Linked DNA regions of Homo sapiens: region 2 is linked to region 1. The links are chromatin contacts, found by Hi-C or POLR2A ChIA-PET in ENCODE. All regions are on one chromosome and are shown on one strand. The core of a region is the stretch at or near the end of the contact, and the rest is flanking DNA. Distances in the headings are between cores, read along the strand shown. Region 1 overlaps LTBP1 (latent transforming growth factor beta binding protein 1). Region 2 overlaps LTBP1 (latent transforming growth factor beta binding protein 1).

Region 1 (6,210 bases), core at 2,753-5,252:
GGGGGTGATCAGGTTGCTATGGTGATAGTAATCATGGCTATATGCACATCTTTATTCCCTCTCTCAACATGAGTCTTTCTTTTTAGACACATTCCTAGTAATTAAACTTAAAATAAATTCGATCTACTCACCATCTAGTACTAGGATTTATCACATGATTTGTGTTGTTTTGCCCCAAGGAAAGGCTAACAGGAATTATGATGTCAGAATATAATCATGATAATACTGTACTTAAATTTTCTTTTTGCAACTTAAGAGCAAAACACACATATCACAGCCTGGAAGAAGACTTGACTGTTGAAATGTTCAAATCATTGTAGAGGTGGAGAAAATAGGCAGCACAGATTCTATCTTTTCTTTAGAAAAGATGTCAAGTAGAATCATAAGTTTCATGCTTAAGAGGGTTTTTTTTCCCTTCATATGTGACTTTAAAAACCATTTTTGCCTTAGTGTAACTTTTAAAATACCGTTTCATAAACTAAAGTAGTTGTCTGGAATTCCTTGAAGCCCATGGTTTGGCTTCAGCAGGTTTTAAACAAATACACTGTCAGAAATCGATGTGGATACATTTCCAGCAGTTAAATGCTCTAGTCACAGTAGATACTTTGTAAAATCAATAGCCTGAAATATCAGAGGATTATAGTTGTATCAGATTCCCCAAATGCCTAACATTGTTTTAATTACTCTAATAAAAGAAAGCTGAGTGGACTTAAAAAAAAGAAAGAAAAAAACCTTGCCTATAAAGAATGTTCTGCTCAAGCCAAAGCAAATTTTTTTACAAGTTCTCTTAGAAAATCTGGAAGTATTTATGCATTTTCCTCTTCTTATGAGACAATGCCTGTTACCCAGCCAGTTCTGCATTGTACAGTGCTCTTTATAACAACGACCCTTAGAACAAGTTGATCAAATATGTTGCTCTAGTTGCACTAGCGATAGGGGTTAGAGATTTAGAACTTTTTACTTTTTGATGCATAGAAATAAGCATATTTAATGATCTAGTACTGGGACACTAAAGAGTGTTCATGAGATTTTCTAGTTTAATTTGGAGCCATAGTTGATTCAGGGGCTAGAAGAACACCATTTTGCTCAGAACATTGTCAGGAGTCACTTTTCCAGAGTGGAGATGTGTTTATATCATAGTGAAAAGACAGTTTAAGAGGAGCAAAGAAGAGGAAAGACGAAGTTTGGATTGATCCAACAACCTGTTACATGTAGTCAGTACTTTTCCCATAGGGGACTTCATTCTGATTCTTATGAAAAGAAGTTCAAGATTTCAAAAAAAATAGGATTAACATTCCTCATCCAGATTCATAGTATTGATGGTGTAGCTTTTGTTTACTAGAATACCCCAAGGCTTTGTGCCAGAATGTTAGAGTAATGTGCTTCTGAATGTGGATGGAGGTGAGGATGGCACCTGCATGGGTGGAATAATTTATGGGACATACCTGTACAGTGTAGGTTGATGGATTATAATGTGACTTTATAATGGTCACAGCCCAGTACACCCAAGATCTGCATTTCCATGACCATCTTGAATCATTTCTGAGATCTTGCCTATTGATAATTATATCATTCATTATAGCTACCCAATATAATCTAGAATCGAGCCATTTAAGAGCTGTAACTCTTCTCAGGAAGGTAGAGCTGCCCTTTGTGTGTACAGGTTAGCAGGAAAGGGCTGGCATGACGTAGGGTGAGGAAAAGGCAGCCCATTATTATGGTTATCCTTGATTAGGTTGGCCTAGGTCAGGGTATGAGGATACCACCAGGCAGGCTGTGGCAGCATGGAATCTAATGTATCAACCTGGCAGGCAGGGGGCACCTGAGGAACACCGACCTTCATAGGATTGCCCTGCCACGTAGCTCCTTGGCTGCCCTCAGCCCTGCCCTGGAGCTTTCATAAAATCATAGAACTTGGGCACTTAAATGAGTATTAGCAAGTAGTCTGTCCTTACAATTTTATGGGTTGATGCAACTAACATCCAGAGAGGTAGATCAGTTTGCAGTTGAGTTTGTGTGGGAGGTGGGGAGTAAAACTGAAGATTTTAGTGTCTAGTCCAGTCTTGCTACTATTTTTTTTTTTTTTTTTTTTGAGATGGAGTCTCGCTCTGTCTCCCAGGCTGGAGTGCAGTGGCGCGATCTCGGCTGACTGCAAGCTCCGCCTCCCAGGTTCAAGCAATTCTCCTGCCTCAGCCTCCCAAGTAGCTGGGATTACAGGCGCCCGCCACCAAGCTTGGCTATTTTTTTGTGTGTGTTTTTAGTAGAGACTGGGTTTCACCATGTTGGCCAGGCTGGTTTCGAACTCCTGACCTCAAGTGACCCGCCTGCCTTGGCCTCCCAAAGTGCTGGGATTACAGGTGTGAGCCACCGCACCTGGCCAGTCTTTCTACTATTGCACCCTGACTCTTAGGCCATTTCTTCTAGGGATGGAGGATTCACAAGAAACCATTGCTATCTAAACCTGAAAGGACAGCTATATTCTCTGGGACCTGACTTAGTTAGAGAGTCGCATGCTGTGTGGTGTTTTGTGATTGGGCCATGGATCCTTGAGGGGAAGGAGCACAGTGAGCTCCATTGCTGTTGCTTCATGGTCTTGGTTCTCTGGCACCAAAACATAGCACCATGACAAGTACGATCGTGATGTCCCCAAAGTGAAATCATCTGCCGCTTGAACGTCAATATTTACAAGTTGAATTATTGGAATTCCATGATACCATGTTGTGCTTCTTAAGCAGAGTTAAAATGAAATCTATACAATGACATGCCCTCCACAGCATTAATTCACTGAGTATTTCTTTACTAGCCAGAGCACTTTTGAGAAAACCTGAATATTTTTAGCAAGGTCTTAAGAATATCTTTTTCTTTTATTTCTATATCTAACTTACGTGTTTATTTTATACATCTCTTATCTGTAGGCTGAATCTGGGATATTGTATATCGAATAACTACTAGATTAATTGCTCTTTTGTTAAATAAGCCCAGGTTTTTAAAGGAGGAGCCTGGGGGAAGAGATCTAATACAAGCCCAGTGGGGCTTGGCCATATGGCTGTCTCACATACAGTCCGTCTCACATGTGTTGTCTCAGTCCACTCAAGAGCTCCATGAAAAACGGATGTCTCTAGTGCCATTTTATAGAAGACAAAATAGGCAGAGAGACGTTGAGAGTTTTGCCTATAGTCATGGAGGTGGTAATTGGTAAAGTGAAGATGTGAATGTTTTTCTATTTTCAAAAGCTGCCCTCTTGCCATTTACCCAGTTGTGGGTCATCCTTACATTGCTTTTCACTGAGTTCAAGGGGAATGTGGTTGTGCAGAAAAGTCTGTTTCCTGTTCATAATGTGCTAATGCTGCAAGGCAAGTAGATATCTGGGAGTTTGCTTTGTGTTCAGAAGTCTTTTTGCTGTGGCTGGACAGCATTTGTTGAGATAAGATATTATTCGTGCTGAACTTAACTCCTTTCTGCTGTTTGTTTGAGAAAAAGTACAGTCAATGGGCCTCCAATCATCTAATTTCAAATTTTTGTCCTCTTGTTATTCCTGATTATGTTTATCTCCAGTATAGTTTCTTCCTTTTCCTCCCTGTGAATGATATACTTTGTCCTGGTAATTCTTTTTTACATTTCAGGGGAAGTACTAGATATAGAACACTTTACCTTTATAAAAACATTATCTCTTTCTCCTTTTCCTCCTCTTCATCCTCATCAGTCTTTCTGTACTTACCATTGTTTCAAAGATGCTAATTATTTAATTGGAAGCAATATAAACTTTTTTGCTTTGAGAAAAGGAACTATGATGCTTCTTTTCCCCTGTTTCCTGGTTGATTTTTATATCCAACTGTACATCTAATCTCAAATTTGGAAAACCCTCCATGGTTTAGCTCCACATCTTCTCTGACTCTGCACACCCACTCTTTGTTCCTTCGTATTGACCTGCCTTCCCCTGTCTTTACCCTCCTCCGTTGCCACTGGCTTTTCTCCCAGCTGGTGGTTGGTGTTATGCTTAGCTAGAGCTGTTCCATCTCTTTGGAATCTCTCTCCCCAGTAGAGCCATTGAGTCACTTCCTTGTTTCAGTTCTTGCCTAAACACAGTCCTACTTACTCTTGCAAGAGTTACAATGAATCAGACTTCTGTTTTATTTCATGTTTTCCCTCAGTGCAGTCTCTACAAGTATTTTTTGAAACCTGTATCACTTTAACGTTTTGGGTTCTCTCCTTTGGCTCTAAAAGATGTTCTCTACTGAAACTTAAAATATTTTATACTTTATTATATAATAGTCCTTCATAGCATAATAAAATGAGTTATATACATGTAATGAAGACAATTAATAAGAGTATTTCAGTTTATCATTTTTTAGTGTTTTAAATAGTAAGATTAAGTAGTAGGTTCCTGACATGTGGCTATCTTTATGGAGTGGCCCTTTTAATAGTTAAATATCTGAAGACTTTTAATAAATGTGTCCTGAGAGTTTATCAAATGGCTAGTACTTTAATGCTGGTTATAGGTTTTACCCACACCAGGCACCAGTTGAGGAGGATGATTGGGGCCTGGAGTCCAGCCCATGCTCTGCTCATCCAACTCCATGTCCTGATGCAGGTCACATCCTACAGCTGCCCTTTTCTAATCCCCACACAGGGGTTGATGGAGTCCCAGTATCTGGGATTGGACAAGCATCATTTAATCTCACAATCCTTTGGGGTTGGGATTACTGGCTCAGAGAGGTTGGATGATTTGCTGAACTTCTCACTGCTAGTAAGAAGTTTCTGGGATTTCAATCCAAGTCTAATGACTCCAGTCCAGCACTCTTTTCTTACCACCACTGCTGGATCCTCCTTCCCCAGGACTCTGCACAGTGCAGCAAACACTCTTGGAATGAGGGTACGTTGTAGGCACTATAGGTACCAGCGATTTTAATACGTGAAAATTAAATCTTATAAAACCTTATGAAACCATATTCCACCATCTATCACAATCTCTTCAAATCATCATTCAGCCTCTGAAGCAACTCCAGTGGGGAGTTTTTAATTGACAAAAATTGTAATCCTTGGTTACCAGATAAGTTTTGAACTATCTTTCCTCTCACATTGATAGGCAGATGTAAAAGTGTCTATGATCACAGCCCAACTTTGAATATCAGGGAAGTGCTACAGTATTACCTCAAAAATGAGATTAAAGTCTGAAGATATGTGTTCCCAGTCAGGCCAAGATTTAGATACATACATTACCCTGCAATCTGTAATTTTTGATGACTAGCTTCAAAATTAAAGGTTTTTTTCACTATTGCTTATAATAATTTTGTGTTGTAAATGTAGTAACATGGATATTTGTGGAATAATTGTAATGATTCTTGAACAGCCTTACCTTCTGCATCACAGTGTTCATACAGATGTGCACATAGGAAGGGTTGAAAAGTTATTTTCATGCACTCAGTGTTCCAGGAATCATGACCAGTGCACTGCTGAATCAAGGCTGGGAGTAGCTTTGTTTGTTTTTCTTCCTTTTGCCTTATTTGTATAAGTGCTGTAGTTAGAGGCCCAGGCAGCATGAGCAACTCTAGAGATGTGGAAATGAGGGAGGAGGAGATAAGACAAAAGGAGGTGGTTAGGAGGCCGTCTGCCTAGACGCAGTCCTATTATAGATGTGAGAGCAGCAGAAACACTTGAGTTTTGCTGTGGTGTGTAGTAACTTGTATTTCCTAGATGGGATAATGTAACCTATCAGTATGTAGTGACCACAGAACCTTAGACCTTGCAGAAATCGTAAAGGTCATCTGCTTCATATCCTGGGCATCCCTGAGAGATGGGTTTCCATGGTCAGCTCCTAGTGAAGTCAGCATCTTCCACTGTTAAGGAGCATTAACTGTTGAAAAGATCTTCTGCTTAATGAGGTTGAATCCACTCTTTCTATGATTTGTAGCCTTTAGTCCTGCCAATACAAGTTAAGCATCCCAAATCCAACAATCTGAAATCCAAAATGCTCCAGAATCCAAAATGTTTTGAGTACCAACATAACACTCCAAGGAAATGCTCGTTGGAACAATTTAGATTTTGTACTTTTGGATTTGGGATGCTCAACTGGTATTTTCAAATATTCTAAAATCTGAAAATAACTAACATCTAAAATACTTCTAGTCCCAAGCGTTTTAGATCAGAGATCCTCAACCTGGACCTTCATCGTGCAACAGGCTTCCTCTTGCTCAGGGTATCTGAACACTG
Region 2 (6,210 bases), core at 1,339-3,838, 110 kb after region 1:
TCCTGTTCACATGATACAGCGGCCATGTTCATCTAGCAGGGACCCCAAGGAGCCCAGCCACACAGAGGGAGCACCAGCAGCTTATAGGACCTGGCACTTTTCCCTCTGGTGTTGGCCAGGCTTGGTTAGTCATGGCTAATTAGGCCTCCAAACCATGGCCAAAATCACTCCCTGAAGTATTGTCTTTTAGAAAGCATCCTCATTCATTCCTTCGTTTGACAGATATTTATTAAGTGTCTACCTGTGTGCCATCCACTGTTCTAGGTACTGGGGCCTTGTCAGTGAAGAACAGCAAAAGATCCCCACTTACTTAGAGGCAATAACTAATAGATAACTAAGATGTTAGAAAGTGTGATAAAGGCTGGGCATGGTAGCTCACACCTGTGATCCCAAGCACTTTGGGAGGCTGAGGCGGGTGGATCACTTGAGGTCAGGAGTTCGAGGCCAGCTTGGCCAACATGGTGAAACCCTGTCTCTACTAAAAATACAAAAATTAGCTGGTTGTGGCCGTGCACACCTGTAATTCCAGCTACTCAGGAAGCTGATGCACGTGAATTGCTTGAACATGGGAACTGGAAGTTGCAGTGAGCCAAGGTCACACCACTGCACTCCACCCTGGTGACAGAGCAAGACTGCCTCAAAAAGAAAAAAAAGCGTGATAAACTCTGTGAAAAAAAAAAAAAAAGAAAAGGTAGAGCACAATATGGGGGACCTGAAGGGTAGAGAAAGAAGTGGAAAGCTGCTTTGATGCTAACTGGGGTGGTCAGAATCGGCTTTTCTGCTTCTGTAAGTGAAAGAAATACTGAAATTTTCTGAGTGAAGAAATGAAGCCATATGAAGTGCCTGTCATGTTCAAACTGGTCTTCTACTGGCGAAGTGATAAAAGCCCATCAATAAATAGGTAAGGGAGCATGAGATGGCAGCCGAGGACTTTCTTGCAGCTGTCAACATGAATTCTATTGTCCAGACAAGAATAGAAAATCAGATAAAGTACAACGCCAAGAGTTGTAAACACTTGATGTAAACTATGGACTTTGGATGATAATGATGTAAGAGTTCATCAGTCATAACAACTGTATGTACCAGTCTGGTGCAGGAGACTGGCAGTGGTAGATGCTGGGGGCTGGTGTGAGGAAGACAGGATATAAATGAAAACTCTCTGTGTAATCTTATTGGGAACCTAAAACTGCTCTTAAAGTCTTTTTGAAAACTCAGACATATTTTTGGCATTACCTTTTTTTTATTGGAAAGGAAAAATGAAAACCTTTCATTTTATTAATAATTCTATATTCCACTCCTGTATTTTCTTCTCTTGGATGATGATGGTGATATTATTTCTCACTTTTCAAAATAATACCCTGGACTGAGTATGGGATCAGCAGCTTCTCCTCCTAGTTTTCAAAAATGATTCTACTATTTGATTGAAAAATTGAGCACTGCAAGACTGGAAGAGGGCTTCTTGTCACATCTAGCCTGAACTCTGACTCCCACAGTATACCCAAAGTATTCAGGAATCAAGTCCTATTGCTAAACATCTATAGAGACTCTAACCCCATAACCTTCTTAGGTATTTACTATAAATCACTCCTTGCTTACACATTCATCTGAAATGGAAACCGGTAAAAATTGCCAATGCGTTGACGTGTACTGAAAGTAGTGATATCACAACCGAGAGAAGGTGGATTCAAACTCTCAGGCTAATTTTGTATTCATTGGGAACCAGAAAACACAAGAAAGACAACATTGCCAAATCAAAAAAGTAACAAATTGGGAGCAGACGTGGGGTTTGTTTTCACACTTCTAGGTACATTTTCTATGAACGGGGGAGAATGAAAGCATAAAGCCGTGGACAGTGCCCCAAGGCAGTTGGTGGTTTTGTGGCATGGATATAGAACTTTATATCTGTCACCAAATAGAAAATGCTTTTGAAAATGACTCAGCCAAGTGGGATGCTGAAGAACTCTGATGCAGTAATGTGTTACATGTGGTGTGCTTAGCCCAAGATTTTCAGGTTTTTAAGAGTTTTCGGGTCTGAAACTGAAAACTGTACTAAGAGATGATGATTTTAGTATTTCTTAGTAGAGAGAATTTTAACAACAGAATCCACTCTCTTCCATGTGTAAAAAGAAAAAGGATCATACAACATTCTAGGTAAAGAAAGAAAGTGGCTTCCAGCTATAAAAGCTACTGTTCACACTCACTCTTCCTGTGAATGTACTTCTGCAGAAGTGAGTGAAAATGAATGTTTAAATCATTAGGGAGAAAGCTGAGGAAATTTTTCTGGAATGAGTTGCTTTTGGACTTGAAATGCAGATTTTCCATGCATTGCTTGATTGTCTTCCATATATCAACATTTGTATAAAGAAATTCATAATAGTAGCAAAAAATTTGAGATCTCTTCCTAAGCCTTTTTTTTTTTTTATCACTGCTGACCTTTTCAAACCCCAGAGCTATGGAAATCATCTGTTCATAGAAGGAGAAGTAAACACTTGCCTTGCAGCCAAAAAATAGGCAGAAGACTGCCAGAAAGTGAAGTCTGTGACTAGGCTAGCTGACCTTGCATACCGTATGCTGACATCCACTCATGCTCTGGTGCTGGGCGTCCTACATCTGACTCCTTTGATGTCAACAACCCGAGTCCTTTTTAGATCATGGAAGGTTATTGTAAGCAGTGTTTTTGTACTTGAGACCTAAACTGTAATGCTTCATACACATATTCCAGAAACAGTTACTTTTTAGACATGTGATAGAATATTAAGCAACTATCTTGGTCTCCCACTATGAGTGGACTGGAGATACATTATATATCTGATTGCATGATTTTATTAAAACAGTAGCAAGAATAATGTATAATAGCATTCACTGAGTTCTTATTACAAGCCAGGCACTATGCTAAGTGCATTGCACCTGTCTTCTCATTTAATCTTCACAATAAATCTGTAAGTAGGTTAAGTATTAATTGGTTTAATTTTGGCTGCAACAAACAGCTTAGAATGAGGGCATTTATTATACGAATGAGAAGTATAGTACAAGATTGTTACCTCTTGCCTCCTGTAGGTCCGTATTTAAATGCTGTTTCCTTAGTGAACCGGTTTCTGACCGTTCTTTCTCAGATTCACTCACCGTGTAATGAATGAATTAATTCACTTCCTGTTCTTTTTTCCTTTTGCTTTTTTTATTTCTTTACCACCTTATTCTACTTCTTTACCTTGTTTATTGTTCTTTGTCACACTCCATTGCTAGACTTTAAGGCCAGTGAGATCGGGATTGTTTTCTGTATTTTTTACAGCTCTGTATGCCATTGGGAATACAGATGCTACTCAATTTATGATAGGGTTATGTCCTCATAAATGGAAAGTCAAAAATGCATCAAATACACCTAACCTACCGAACATTATAGCTTAGCCTAGCCTGCTTCTAGCACATTCTAAACGTGCTCAGAACACTTACACTAGCCTATAGTTAGGCAAAACCATCTAGTACAAAAAAAACCCGATTTTATAATAAAGTGTTGAATATCTCATGTAATTTATTGTACTGAAAGTGAACAGAATGGTTATATGGGAACTCGAAGTACAGTTTCTACTGAATGCATATTGCTCCTGTACCTTCATAAAGTAAAAAAATCGACTAGGCGCGGTAGCTCACACCTGTAATCCCAGCACTTTGGGAGGCCGAAACAGGCAGATCACCTGAAGTCAGGAGTTCGAGACCAGCATGGCCAACATGATGAAACCCCATCTCTACTAAAAATGCAAAAAATTACCCAGATGTGGTGGCACACACCTATAGTCCAGCTACTTGCGAGGCTGAGGAAGGAGAATCGCATGAGCCTGGGAGGCGAGTGAGCTGAGATCACACCATTGCATTTCAGCCTGGGTGACAGAGCAAGACTCCGTCTCAAAACAAACAAACAAACAAAAAATCATAAGTGGAACTATCCTAATTTGGAGACCATCTGTAATTAGTTGGGGCACAATACGCATTTGGCAAATGAATCAAGGGAGGAAGGGACAGTCTGTAGCTCATCCTGGAGTACTAGGAAACATTCTTAATAAGATTACTCCAAACTGAATGTGATGTACACTTCTGTGAAGCCTTCCCTATTTTTTGAAGACTTAATTCTCTAATGCACACCCTGCATAACTACTGGGTGTAGTAGTGGCTAAGAAGTTATGCTGGTGAGTTTGGCTACATGGGCTTGAACTCTTGTTCCAGCACTTCTAAGCTGTGTGAACTTGGTGAGTGCTTCAGTTCCCTCTCTGTATAGTAAGAATAATAATAGCACCTACATGGAGTTGATGTGTGTTGGCAAGTATCCGCCGAGAATGGAGTAGCCCATAGAACATACTCAATGAATGTGAGCTATTGTTACTATTTTAGCATTTCTTATACTGGTACCTTAGTTACAGCAGTCCTTCCTTATCTGCAGTTTTACTTCATGTGGTTTTAGTTACCATGGTCAACCACAGCCTACAAATATTATAGTATTTTGAGAGAGACTACAATCACATAACTTTTGTTACAGTATATTGTTATAATTGTTATAACAATTGTTATAATTGTTATAATTTTAATTATAATATAATCACAGTATATTATTACTATTAATTCTTACTGTGCCTAATTTATAAATTAAACTTTATCATAGGTATGTATGTATGTATGTATGTATGTATATATATGGAAAAAAACACAGTATATATATATGGTTCAGTACTATTTGTGGTTCCAGGCACCCACGGGGGATTTTGGAACACATCCTCCACCAATGAAAAGGAATGATTGCATTGTCATTGGTTTCCTTATTATGTGAGCATCTAAAAGGAGGGAAACATTTAACAACTATTTTATTTTTATATTGTCAATGCTTACAACATATATAACATGCAGATTAAATACATACTTGTGAATGAAATTGTATGGTATTTCCAAGTTCATGTCCTGATATTGATGAATTACTGTATTCTATCTTTTTTTTTTTTTTTTTTTTGAGACGGAGTCTCCTTCTGTCACCCAGGCTGGAGTGCAGTAGCGTGATCTCGGCTCACTGCAACCTCCGCTTCCTGGGTTCAAGTGATTCTCCTGCCTCACCCTCCTGAGTAGCTGGGACTACAGGCATGTGCCACCACACCCGACTAATTTTGTTTGTTTGTTTTTAGTAGAGACAGGGTTTCACTCTGTTAGCCGGGATGGTCTCTATCTTCTGACCTTGTAATCCACCCACCTCGGCCTCCCAAAGTGCTGAGATTACAGGCGTGAGCCACCGCACCTGGCCTCTATTTTTAAACCCCATATTTATTTTAAATCATATAGAATATAGTGTAGTAATTCATTTATATATAATTTGCTTTAATTCTTCACCCTTTGTTTTCCCTGAGAGTTTCATATGACTCTTTTCCATTCACCCACAAAGTAGTTCCAGCTTTAAGTCATTCCCTGTATCAAGGGCTAGTAAGCTGACAGCCAGCACTGATGCTTGTTTGCATTTGAGCATTGGAGCTCTTATTTCTAGAGGTACACTGTCTATTTTCTGTGGTTTTATAACTGATCTTTCTTGGCCTCCTATTTGAATATAGAAAGAGAAAAATTAGAAAATATAGAAAAAAGTGAGAATTTTTTGGCTGATTTTATGTTGCCTCTGAGGCCTAAGTGTCAAAAAGATGAATCTGGGGTTTGATATGTTTGGCCTGTCTGTAGGGCTTTCTCCCAGTCCTCACTGGCAGCACCTTTTAGTGTAAGAAAAGCTGTATGAAAAGAGAAAGCGTACAGCATGGATCTAAATTTAGAAGACATTTATTTTTCTTAATCCCAGATATAAATACGTAAAACTATTACATTAATTCCGAGACTATCCAGTGGTTATATATAATTATGTAAAGACAAAGTAATAGAGCCTTTTAAAAACTTAGAACAGTGTAAAACAAAATGTATATTTCACATTTATCTTTTGTGAGTAATTGGAAGAAATTTACAAATGAAGTTAAGATTTTCCCTTAATACCTAAAGAACTGTTTCTGAACATCGTGGAATTTATTTATAATGGAGCTAAAACACTCCACTTTTTTGACATTGTTCCTTATTTCATAGTAAACTGTAATTCTTTACCTACAGGTGTAGAAAGGTGGATTTTGGGGGCTTTCTTCTTTTTTTCCTTTAAAAATTTTAGAAGTATTTCTTTTCTATAACAAATTCAAACCTTCCTCATAC

What was found. Hi-C counts contacts between places; a loop is a spot of excess contacts on that map. ChIA-PET counts read pairs that join two places held with the same protein, here RNA polymerase II (POLR2A). Pooled maps may share reads with other maps.
Region 2: a map with no recorded cell type shows a loop between it and region 1 (3-fold over the local background). The contact joins two enhancer-like sites. A Hi-C loop is called at or near these places in 10 of 37 single-sample maps with no recorded cell type and 5 of 50 pooled maps. POLR2A ChIA-PET finds 5 or more read pairs at or near these places in 2 of 52 experiments (activated T-cell and common myeloid progenitor, CD34-positive).

What each region holds. Positions count from the first base shown.
Region 1 is chr2:33,206,794-33,213,003 of GRCh38, forward strand. The region is part of intron 7 of LTBP1 (latent transforming growth factor beta binding protein 1); the gene reads left to right. Among named protein-coding and RNA genes, the nearest start is that of MIR4430, 210 kb to the right of the region's middle. Within about 2 kb of position 4,003, at least 7 of the 41 ENCODE cell types and tissues checked have a DNase peak (open chromatin) inside an H3K27ac peak, as active enhancers do.
Region 2 is chr2:33,319,727-33,325,936 of GRCh38, forward strand. All of the region lies in intron 24 of LTBP1 (latent transforming growth factor beta binding protein 1), which reads left to right. Among named protein-coding and RNA genes, the nearest start is that of MIR4430, 96 kb to the right of the region's middle. Within about 2 kb of position 2,589, at least 5 of the 41 ENCODE cell types and tissues checked have a DNase peak (open chromatin) inside an H3K27ac peak, as active enhancers do.